2 separate regions of the Homo sapiens genome follow, and region 2 is linked to region 1. Evidence: read pairs that join two places in POLR2A ChIA-PET (ENCODE). Cell type or tissue: PC-9. All regions are shown on one strand. Each heading gives the region's core, and the rest is flanking DNA. Links, peaks and the distances in the headings are about the cores only.

What was found. Peaks named below come from ENCODE experiments on the same cell type or tissue, not always from the same donor. Only the 100,000 strongest peaks of a DNase experiment are listed, where the experiment ranks them.
Region 2: POLR2A ChIA-PET joins it to region 1 with 6 read pairs; 2 of 35 experiments call an interaction of 5 or more read pairs at or near these places.

Annotation. Positions count from the first base shown.
Region 1 is chr15:55,230,674-55,234,964 of GRCh38, forward strand. RAB27A (RAB27A, member RAS oncogene family) reads right to left here. Exons shown (of 7, transcript NM_183235.3): 3 at 4,109-4,283. The coding sequence starts at 4,261. Among named protein-coding and RNA genes, the nearest start is that of RSL24D1, 36 kb to the left of the region's middle. In PC-9, for the core only: no CTCF peak of the experiment used is centred there; no DNase peak of the experiment used is centred there.
Region 2 is chr15:55,387,700-55,393,673 of GRCh38, forward strand. It overlaps CCPG1 (cell cycle progression 1), which reads right to left. Exons shown (of 9, transcript NM_001204450.2): 2 at 1,666-1,734. The coding sequence starts at 1,725. It overlaps DNAAF4-CCPG1 (DNAAF4-CCPG1 readthrough (NMD candidate)), which reads right to left. Exons shown (of 16, transcript NR_037923.1): 9 at 1,666-1,734. Among named protein-coding and RNA genes, the nearest start is that of MIR628, 18 kb to the left of the region's middle. In PC-9, for the core only: no CTCF peak of the experiment used is centred there; a DNase peak (open chromatin) is centred at 1,732; H3K27ac peaks cover 1,520 bases.

The sequences.
Region 1 (4,291 bases), core at 292-4,291:
ATATACATATATATCTTATAAATATATTGTAAAATATGAATACAAAACAACTTGTATAAAATATAATAATTAGTTTACCTTTCCTCAAAGTTCTCTTGGGTCACTAGTTTCAGGAAATATTACTTTTCTATGGCTTTTCCCAATCTCATCTTTTTTGTTTGTTTAACCAGGGGGTACATGTGCAGGCTTGTTACGTAGATAGATTGCATAATGCTGGGGTTTGAGCATCTATTGAATTCATCACCCAAACAGTGAATGTAGTACCCAATAAGTAGTTTTTCAGCCCCTCTCCCACTCCCTTCCCCCTTTTGGAGTCCCTAGTGTCTACTGTTTCTGTCTTTATGTCCATGCGTACCCATTGTTTAGTTCCCACTTATAAGTGAGAATGCATGTGGCATTTGATTTTCTGTTTCTGCATTAATTCACTGAGGATAATGGTCCCCAGCTCTATCCATGTTGCTGCAAAAGACATAATTTCACTTTTTTATGGCTGCATAGTATTCTATGATGTATATGTACCACATTTTCTCTATCCAATCCACCACTGATAAGCACCTAGGGTTAGTTCCATGACTTTGCTATTGTGAATAGTGCTGCAATAAACATTTGAGTGCAGATGTATTTTTGGTAGAACAATTTTCCCTTGTCCCATCCCAAATTTTAAAAGTGCTCTTAAAAGAATTTTATAGACAACACTCCTAGAACAGCAGAGAACGGACCATCAAAAATTTCTTCCTCCACAATAGCAACAAAAACAGTGGTAAAAATTGTCCAAATCAACTTTTTCAGTACTCTAGGAATTAACAAAGACTTGCAACATTCCAAGGAGCATTTATTCAAGAAAAACAGCCGAATATCAGTAAAAACAGTAAGCTTTGAGGTGTTTTTTACCTTGCCCTATTCCCATCCCCCTCACTCAAGCTTTTAGAAGACTTAAAAACCATGTGCACAAATGTGGTTGTTGTGAAAACATCAGCCTAGCCACCACTGTGGACAGCAGAGGAACAACAGGTTTGGAGCTCCCTAAAAGTCCCATACTGAGAAAAATTGTCAGGAAGCCCCTTGGAAAGCTCCATGCCCCAGCTTTGTCTTTCTTTGACCTCACTCAAAGCTTGCTCTTTGAGAACAGCCCTATCCCAAGGGCATTTGTTGAAAACTATCAGCAGTAATTATTTAACATCACAGCTACCAGAGGTAGCAATACCAGTTAGGGCTAACAAAAGTCTAACAACAACAACAAAAAAAAAATTTAAAGAAAAAAATAGGAAATGAGATTTCTATAATGCTCCCAAATATTCCTTGGAACCTAAAAGGCCATGTTCATGGGCAGGGCTCTACAAATGCCCAGGAAAGATCTAAAAAGGTCCTAATCTCTCACTTCTGACTGACTTTGAGGTTCTTCTCAGGCAGAAAATAAAAGCTAAGGCAGAGTTGTAAACTGCCTGCAGTAGTATTAAACACATACCCCAACAAACACACAGAGACTCTCAGAAAAAGCTAAGAGACTTATTAGTTCAAGGAATTTAATAAACTCTCTCCACTCATTAGCTGTCCACTAAGTTGACTGAGCAGAGACTTCAGTAGCTGCATACAAAGAATACAGATTTTGCAGAATTATCCCAGAAACATAATTAAACAAACAGCAACGACAAAAATAAATAAATATGCAGTAAAAACAAGAAACCCAGGTAGGGGAAAGAATCTGAGTTTCTAGAATAGACACATTATTTTAAATGTCCAGTTTTCAGCAAAACGTATAAGACACACAAAGAAACAGGAAAGTATGGCTCATGCGCAGGAAAAAAACAACGAATAGAAATTATTCCTGAGGAGGCCCAGATGTTAAACTTATTAGACAAAGACTTTACATCAGGAATTATAAATATATTCAAAGAACTTAAAAATCAGTAACATAGCGGTCCTCTAAAATTAAAGGATAAATTAAGACAAAACTGAGAAAAGTCATCTCTAGCAGACCTATCCTACAAGAAATACTACAGACAACTCTCAAGACTAAGCTGAAAGGAAACTAGACAGTAACTTAAATCCACACAAAGAAATAATAAGCACCAGTAAAAATGTAACTGCATAGTAAATATAAAAAACAGTATAAACGTGGTTTTTCTTTGTAGCCCTTTTCCTCCACTAGATTAAAATTTAACTGCAGGCTGGGAGTGATAGCTCATGCCTGTAATCCCTCAGCACTTTGGGAGGCTAAGATGGGTGGATCACTTGAGGCCAGGAGTTCGAGACCAGCCTGGCCAACATGGCAAAACCCCATTACTACTAAAAATATAAACAATTAGCCGGGTGTGGTGGCGGGTGCCTGTAATCCTAGCTACTTGGGAGACTGAGGCAGGAGAATCACTTGAACCTGGGAGACAGAGGTTGCGGTGAGCTGAGATCTCACCACTGCACTCCAGTCTGAGCAACAGAGAGAGACCCTGTCTCAAAAAGAAAAAAGAAAAAAAAATTAACTGCATACAGCAATAATTGTAAAGCTGTATTGATGATGGCACACAATGTAGAAAGATGTCATTCGTATAGCAATAATGGCACAAAAATATGGGAGAAAACAGAGCCACATAAGAGCAAAGTTTTACACAGTATTAAAATTAAGTTGCTATTAATCAAAATTAGATTGTGAAAAATTAAGATAATTGTAATCCCCAAGGGAATTTTTAAAAAAGAACTCAAAAACATATAACAAAAAAGGGAATTAAAATGATGCACTAGAAAATAGAAAAAGAAACAACAGTATCTATCAACAGACAAATGGATAAACAAAATGGTGTATCAATACAATAGAATATTATGTAGCTATAATAAGTAATGAAGTCCTGATACATGCTACAACATGGAAGATCCTTGAAAACATCAGGCTGAATGTAAGAAGCCAGACACAAAAGGCCATATATTATTCCATTTATATGGTGTGTGCAGAAGCCATTGATAGAAAATTCATGGTGGCTAAGGGGAGGTAGAAAGAGGAATGCCTGCTAATAGGTATGAGGTTTCTTTTTAAAGTGATGAAACTATTCTAAAATTGAATGGCTGTGATGGCCACACAACTCCGAATATATTAAAAACCACCGAATTTTATACTTTAGATGGATGGATTTCCTTTTTTTGTGAATTATATCTCAACAAATCTATTTTTTAAGTTATACAATAAGTAACCAACAAAAATAATCACATACATATATGTAGATTCTATCAACTACACGTCAATACTAAAAATTTCATTAGGGCCCTACTGTTATTCAGTGGGTCTTAATCTCTATAAGCCTCTCTGGTAGTAGAATAAAATACTAGAATGGGCAAAAGGGAATGTTCTTCTGTCTTAAAAGCCAGGGACCTTTCCCCCTGACAGAATATGATCCATTAAAGGACCTTTGTCATTAATTTCCTGACAACTGGTTTACCTGCTTCAGGCCAACAATGGATTTTTCAACAAGAAATGTAGTCTAAGGAGAAAGCCATCTTTCCTCATCTGCAACTGTGACACCATGACCTTCTGCCTTCCCCTCCAACACTAGAATAACTTTCAGTCTCAAAGTCCTTAAAAAATAAATAAATAAAAGTTTCTCCCTTCAACATTCTGCAGAACATCACATTCACTACTGGCATTCCCCACTCCTACTCCAACCTCACCCTCCTGGCAGCAGTGATAAGTTCTGCCAGTTAGTGTTCCATGTGGAACTGCTGAGACTTTATTAGGAGAAATGCCATTAAAAATAATAAGATACCAAAGGTGGAAGACACAGCCCATAAAACAAGAGTATGAGGGGCAAGGTGGTTGGCAGGCTTCAAGACAAAGGTAGACAAATAACTTTCGGAGTTCAGAGGGAAGATACAAGCCAAAAGAGTACCAAGGTGACATTTTAAAGAACTGTCCACTTCCACTTTGTCTGCCTGGTTTTATATGAAGTGCTGTCAGCACAGCCTTTTCAATCATGTTGCCTGGATTGAACATAACTCACTTTCATATGTACCTTTAATTTCAGATCCCAACCTTTGTCCTCCTAATTCCTACAAAGTAAACTAAACAGACCAGCAAATGTTGACTTAACGATTACATTTTTACATAGAAGGATATAGAACTTACCACTCTTTTTTCCCTGAAATCAATGCCCACTGTTGTGATAAATTTGGAGTTAAATTTACCATCTGTATATTGGTAAAGTACACTGGTCTTCCCTACACCAGAGTCTCCCAAAGCTAAAAACTTGATGAGGTAATCATAATCTCCATCAGACATAATGAAGAACTCAGTAGTTCACCTGTAAAA
Region 2 (5,974 bases), core at 1-4,000, 160 kb after region 1:
ACGCCTGGCTAATTTTGTATTTTTAGTAGAGACCGGGTTTCTTCCATGTTGGTCAGGCTGGTGTCGAACTCCCGACCTCAGTGATCTGCCCCGACCTCGGCCTCCCAAAGTGCTGGAATTACAGGCGTGAGCACCACGCCCGGCCTATAATTTTTATTAAAAAAACAAGTGGCCGGGCACGGTGGCTCACGCCTGTAATCCCAGTACTTTGGGAGGCCGAGGCGGGCGGATCACCTGGCGTCGGGAGTTCGAGACCAGCCTGACCAACATGGAGAAACCCCGTCTCTACTAAAAATACAAAATTAGTCGGGCGTGGTGGCACATGCCTGTAATCCCAGCTACTCCAGAGGCTGAGGCAGGAGAATGGCTTGAACCCAGGAGGCGAAGGTTGCTGTGAGCCGAGATTGCGTCACTGTACAAGACAACAAGAGCGACAGCCTGGACAACAAGAGCAAAACTCCATCTCAAAAAAGAAAAAAAGAAAACAAGTGAGGCTTACAATACCCTAAAAACAAATGGGAAAATTATAGATGTCCATTAAAACCTGGAGTAAAACCTGGAGTAAGTATATTTCTGTTTATCAATATACTGCCATTTTTCTACAGTGAACATATATTACTGGTATGAAAAAATAAACAAAATGTACAAGTTATGTATACTTGTTGTATGTATATCAATCTTCTATTATAAAATTCATTTTGTGATAGGGTTCTGGCCTTTTCCCTGTGAAGTTCTGCTATAACGTAAATGGAACACATGTTCTCCATTCTCCTTTCTGATCTGTTCAAATCCAGGATCTATTTTCTAGCTGCATAATCTTGACCAAATTACTTAACCTCTCTAAGCTTTAGTTTTCTCAACTATAAAATAAGAATGAAAACAGTATGTATCACAGTGAAATATTCAAAATTATTTAAGAACAGGGTATGGTGGCATATGCCTATAGTCCCAGCTACTTGGGAGGATCACTTGAGCCCAAGGAGTTAAAGGTTACATGGTACTATGATTGCACATGTGAACAGCCACTGCACTCTAGCCTGGGCAACAGAGCAAGATCCTGTCCCTTTAAAAAAAAAAAAAGACAAAATTGGCCAGGCACAGTGGCTCACATCTGTAAGCCCAGCATGTTGGGAAGCCGAGGCAGATGGATCACGAGGTCAGGAGTTTACGATCAGCCTGGCCAAGATGGTGAAACTCGTCTCTACTGAAAATACAAAAATTAGCTGGGCATGGTAGCAGGCACCTGTAATTCCAGCTACTCAGGAGGCTGAGGCAGGAGAATCATTTCAGTCCAGTGGGGCGGAGGTTGCAGTGAGCTGAGATCACGCCACTGCACTCCAGCCTGGGCAACAGAGTGAGACTCTGTCTCAAAAAAAAAAAAAAAAAAAAAGACAAAATTATATGAAAATGAAAGTAAAGCACAGGGCCTGAACAATAACAAACCTTCAATAAATATTTGCCTAATGTCTCAAAGCTATGTACAATAATGTAGAAGATGCTGGCTCATGAAGCGTTTTCAGCAGTGAAGTTTAATATGAGAGGGAAAATGTCCATTGGAACTTTTTGCTTAAAGGTAGAAAAAGACTGATCTTCAAAGAACACAGTTTACATCACTGGTAACATTAATATTACAAATTACCTTATAAAAAGTATTAAATATCATACCTCATGACTGATGACAGTCCAACCACAAGATGAATCACTGTCACTGGAATTTTCAGACATCTTTCAGGTCTACAAATACAAAAACATATTGACTCATGAGACACATTTTTTTTAATTCTATAGGAAGCACTATATGTGACACTAAGTTTGAAAAGTGGTTTACTGTCTTCCAGGTGAAACAGAGACAAGCCACCCATAGATTTACCATACAGAACATGACAGGACTGCATACCTGTATGAACAGATAGAAGCAAACTTCTAAGATAAGGAGACCCTCCTGGACTAGAACAGTCTCAACAGTTATATTGTTGGAATGAAGGAGAAAGTTATGTCTAAAAGAAAATGTAGCATTTGGCCAGACAGAGGTGAAGGAAAAGGATAATCGTGAATGGGGAGCAGGCAGCAACAGTAAAGGACTCTATTTTCAATGAACAGTAAGGTGTGAAAAACATGACTGCAGAAACTGAGAAGCACAGGGAAACTGAAAAGCTCCTATGCCAAGAAAATGAAGTCTGTATGTTGGCAACATGAAGTAATTTACATTTTCAAACATAGAAGAAACATGATGAAACTGTTTTGAGACGGAGTCTCGAGCTGTCGACCGGTTGGAGTGCGGTGGCACGATCTCGACTTGCTGCAACCTCCGCCTCCCGGGTTCAAGTGATTCTCCTGCCTCAGCCTCCCGAGTAGCTGGGACTACAGGCGCGTGCCACCACGCCCCACTAATTTTTGTATTTTTAGTAGAGACGGGGTTTCACTATGTTGGCCAGGCTGGTCGCGAACTCCTGACCTCGTGATCCGCCTGCCTCAGCCTCCCAAAGTGCTGGGATTACAGGCGTGAACCACTGCGCCCGGCAATCAAACTGTTTTTATGAAAATAACTGTGTCAGCAATACTTCAGTTGTGTTAAAGTTGGGGCAGGGGGGAAGACACCAGAGGTTGGTTACAAACATCTGGTCACTGGCAACAACCTGGACTCAAGCCCTAAGCCAGCATACAATGGTCACTCCACCTGGTTTTTTCTTTTTGTATCTGAAACTCCTTTAAACTTCAAAACCCAACTTAGTAAAGCAAATAGTACTCCTACTGATTTATTCTACATGTGTCTTATGCTTCTGTTATTGGACATATACTGTGAACACATTAGATCCAAGTTCTAATAGAACTCTACTGAAGACAATATGGAACTAGTGCTCAAATGAGAACAGGGCAAAAATACAGATCTATATAATCTGTTTTTGGGGGTTTTGTTTTGTTTTTTGGTATTTTTAGTAGAGACGAGGTTTCACTCGTTGCGAATGTTGGCCAGGCTGGTCTCAAACTCCTAGCCTCAAGTCAGATCTATATAATCTGTTAATTATTCTGAAAACTCCTGTACATTAATATTTCAAAAAGAGAGGATACAAAAAGGTTGGTCGCTAATAGTATAAAAATTAACATGTTTCAAATGAATTATTCAAAACCTGAAATAAGGTATCAATTGTATGACTTTTAATGTTATGACAAGAGCATTTTGTAATAGGCTCACCTGAGGTCATCTAATTGTTTTATTTCTAATTTCAATTAAGGCCCAGGCAGTTTATAACTCTACAAATTTAAAAGTAAACTTACAGAAAACTACTACGGTAAAATAAATTTTTTCTGTCCAGTCAGTAGAGGTTATCCAAAAAGCTACAGTTTAAATACCCTGTAGGATATTAACCACGTTTATATCTTAGCAATTTTATTTCAGCATTCTTTATTAAACTGACTATATTTCTTTTCTTTATTTTGAGTGTGACAGGGTCCCGTTCTGTCATACAGGCTTGAGTGCAATGGCGTAATCATGGCTCACCACAACCCTGACCTCCCAAGCTCAATCGATCCTCCTGCCTCAGCCCCATAAGTAGATGGGCATGTGCCACTATGCCCAGCTAATTTTTTGTATTTTTTGTAGAGACAACGTTTGGCCATGTTGGCCAGGCTGGTCTGGAAGGCCTGGCCTCAAGCAATCCGCCCTCCTCAGCTTCCCAAAGCGCTGGGATTACAGGCGTGAGCCACTGCACCTGGCCTAAACTGACTATATAAATCCCAATTTCTCATTCCACTATTTTTCAGGACTTTCAAAAAAGTTTATGATATGTATCAATGTCTATTTGTATGAGAATCATGTTTATAATAGCTTGAAAATTATGCAATGACAGAAATACACAAAGACTGAGCAATTAAATTTGCAGGGGGAAAGGAGAATGATCAAGGAAATCTCTATAAATGAGGCTGCAAATTTGATAGCATTTTTTAAAGTAAATTAACAGTTGTCAAAATTTAAAAATTGAGATACTACATTAAAATGAAGATTTCTGGAGCCGGAAGCAGTGGAGAGTGCCTATTAATCCCAGCTACCTGGGAGACTGAGGAAGGAAGATCCCTTGAGGCCAGGAGTTCAAGGCTGTTAAGAGCCATAATGATCATGCCTGTGAACTGCCATTGCACTCCAGACTGGGTAATACAGTGAAACCTTGACTCTTTAAAAAAAAAAAAAAAGGGGGGGGGGGGCTAGGTGTGGTAGCTCACGTCTGTAACCCCAACACGGAGAGGCCAAGACGGAAGGACCGCTCAAGTCCAAGAGTTCAAGATCAGCCTGGGCAACATTGCAAAAAACAAACAAAACGATTTCTGATTCCTAAAAAAAAAAAAAAAAAATCAAAAGATCTGATGACAAGGAAAGATGTCCCAGTGAAAAAGGAAAAAGCATCACACAGGAAAAACAAAGGCAGAAAAATGTAAAAGAATATGAAAGTTCTTTAAAAAAATAAAAAATAAAAAAGACAATCTAGTACAAATATAGTTTAAAAGATCAGATTTGATTTTTTTTTTTTTTTTTTTTGAGACGGAGTCTCACTCTGTCACCAGGCTGGAGTGCAGTGGCGTCATCTCGGCTCACCACAACCTCTGACTCCCTGGTTCAAGCGATTCTCCTGCCTCAGCCTCCCGAGTAGCGGGGATTACAGGCACGCGCCACCATGCCCAGCTAATTTTTGTACTTTTAGTAGAGACGGGGTTTCACCATCTCTACTAAAGGCCAGGAGATTCTCCATCTCCTGACATCATGATCCACCCAACTCAGCCTCCCAAAGTGCTGGGATTACAAGCATGAAGCCACCGCACCTGGCCATGATTTTTTTTTTAATTTTTGAGACAGGATTTCGCTTTGTCACCCAGGCTGGAGGGCAGTGACATGAACACAGTTCATTGCAGCCTTGACCTCCCAGGCTCAAGCTACCCTCCCACCTCAGCCTCCTGAGTAGCTGGAACTACAGGTGTGCGCCACCATGCCTAATATTTGTATTTTTTGTAAAGACAGGGTTTTGCCATGTTGCCCAGGTTGGTTTCACACTCCTGAGCTCAAGTGATCCACCTTTCTTGGCCTCTCAAAGTACTAGGATGACAGGCATAAGCGGTTGTATCTGGTCAGATTTGGCCAGGTGCAGTGGCTCACGCCTATAATCCCAGCACTTTGGGAGGCCAAGGCGGGTAGATCATAAGGGCAGGAGTTCAACACCAGCCTGGCAAAGATGATGAAACCCTGTCTCTACTAAAAATACAAAAAATTAGCCGGGCATGGTGGCAAGCACCTGTAATCCCAGCTACTCGAGAGGCTGAGGCAGGAGAATTGCTTGAACCCAGGAGGCGGATGTTGCGGTGAGCCAAGATGGCGCCATTGCACTCCAGCCTGGGCAACAAGAGGGAAACTCCGTCTCAAAATAAATAAATTAATTAATTAAATTAAATAGCATATATTAAGATGGCAGGGCCAAGAGTGGCGGCTTGCACCTGTAACAGCACTTTCGGAGGCTGAGGTGGGAGGATCACTTGAGGCCAGGCGTTCAAGACCAGGCTGGGCAACATAGTGAGACTCCCCATCTCTACCAAAAAAAATTTTTTAATCAGCAGGACATGGTGGCCCACACCTGTTGTCCTAGCTACTTGGGAAGCCGAGGCAGGAGGATCATTTGAGCTCAGGAGTTCAAAGTTGCAGTGAGCTATGACTGCATGACTGCACTCCAGCCTGGGTAACAGAGCAAGACCCTGTCTCAAAAAAATGTTTTTTTTCAAGATAGGGAAGCAACTCAACAACCCTAGACCTGTGGGATGCAAGGAAGCAACATAATATTCCATGAAAAATATGAGCATCTGAACTTAACCAGTGTTGATGAGGGAAAGGGTTTAGAAGATAGCGGGAAGGGTTTTGAAGAGATCTGAGAAGACATGAAAGGTTATTTTATTATTTTTATCATTATTTGGATGCAAGGTCTCACTCTGTCACTCA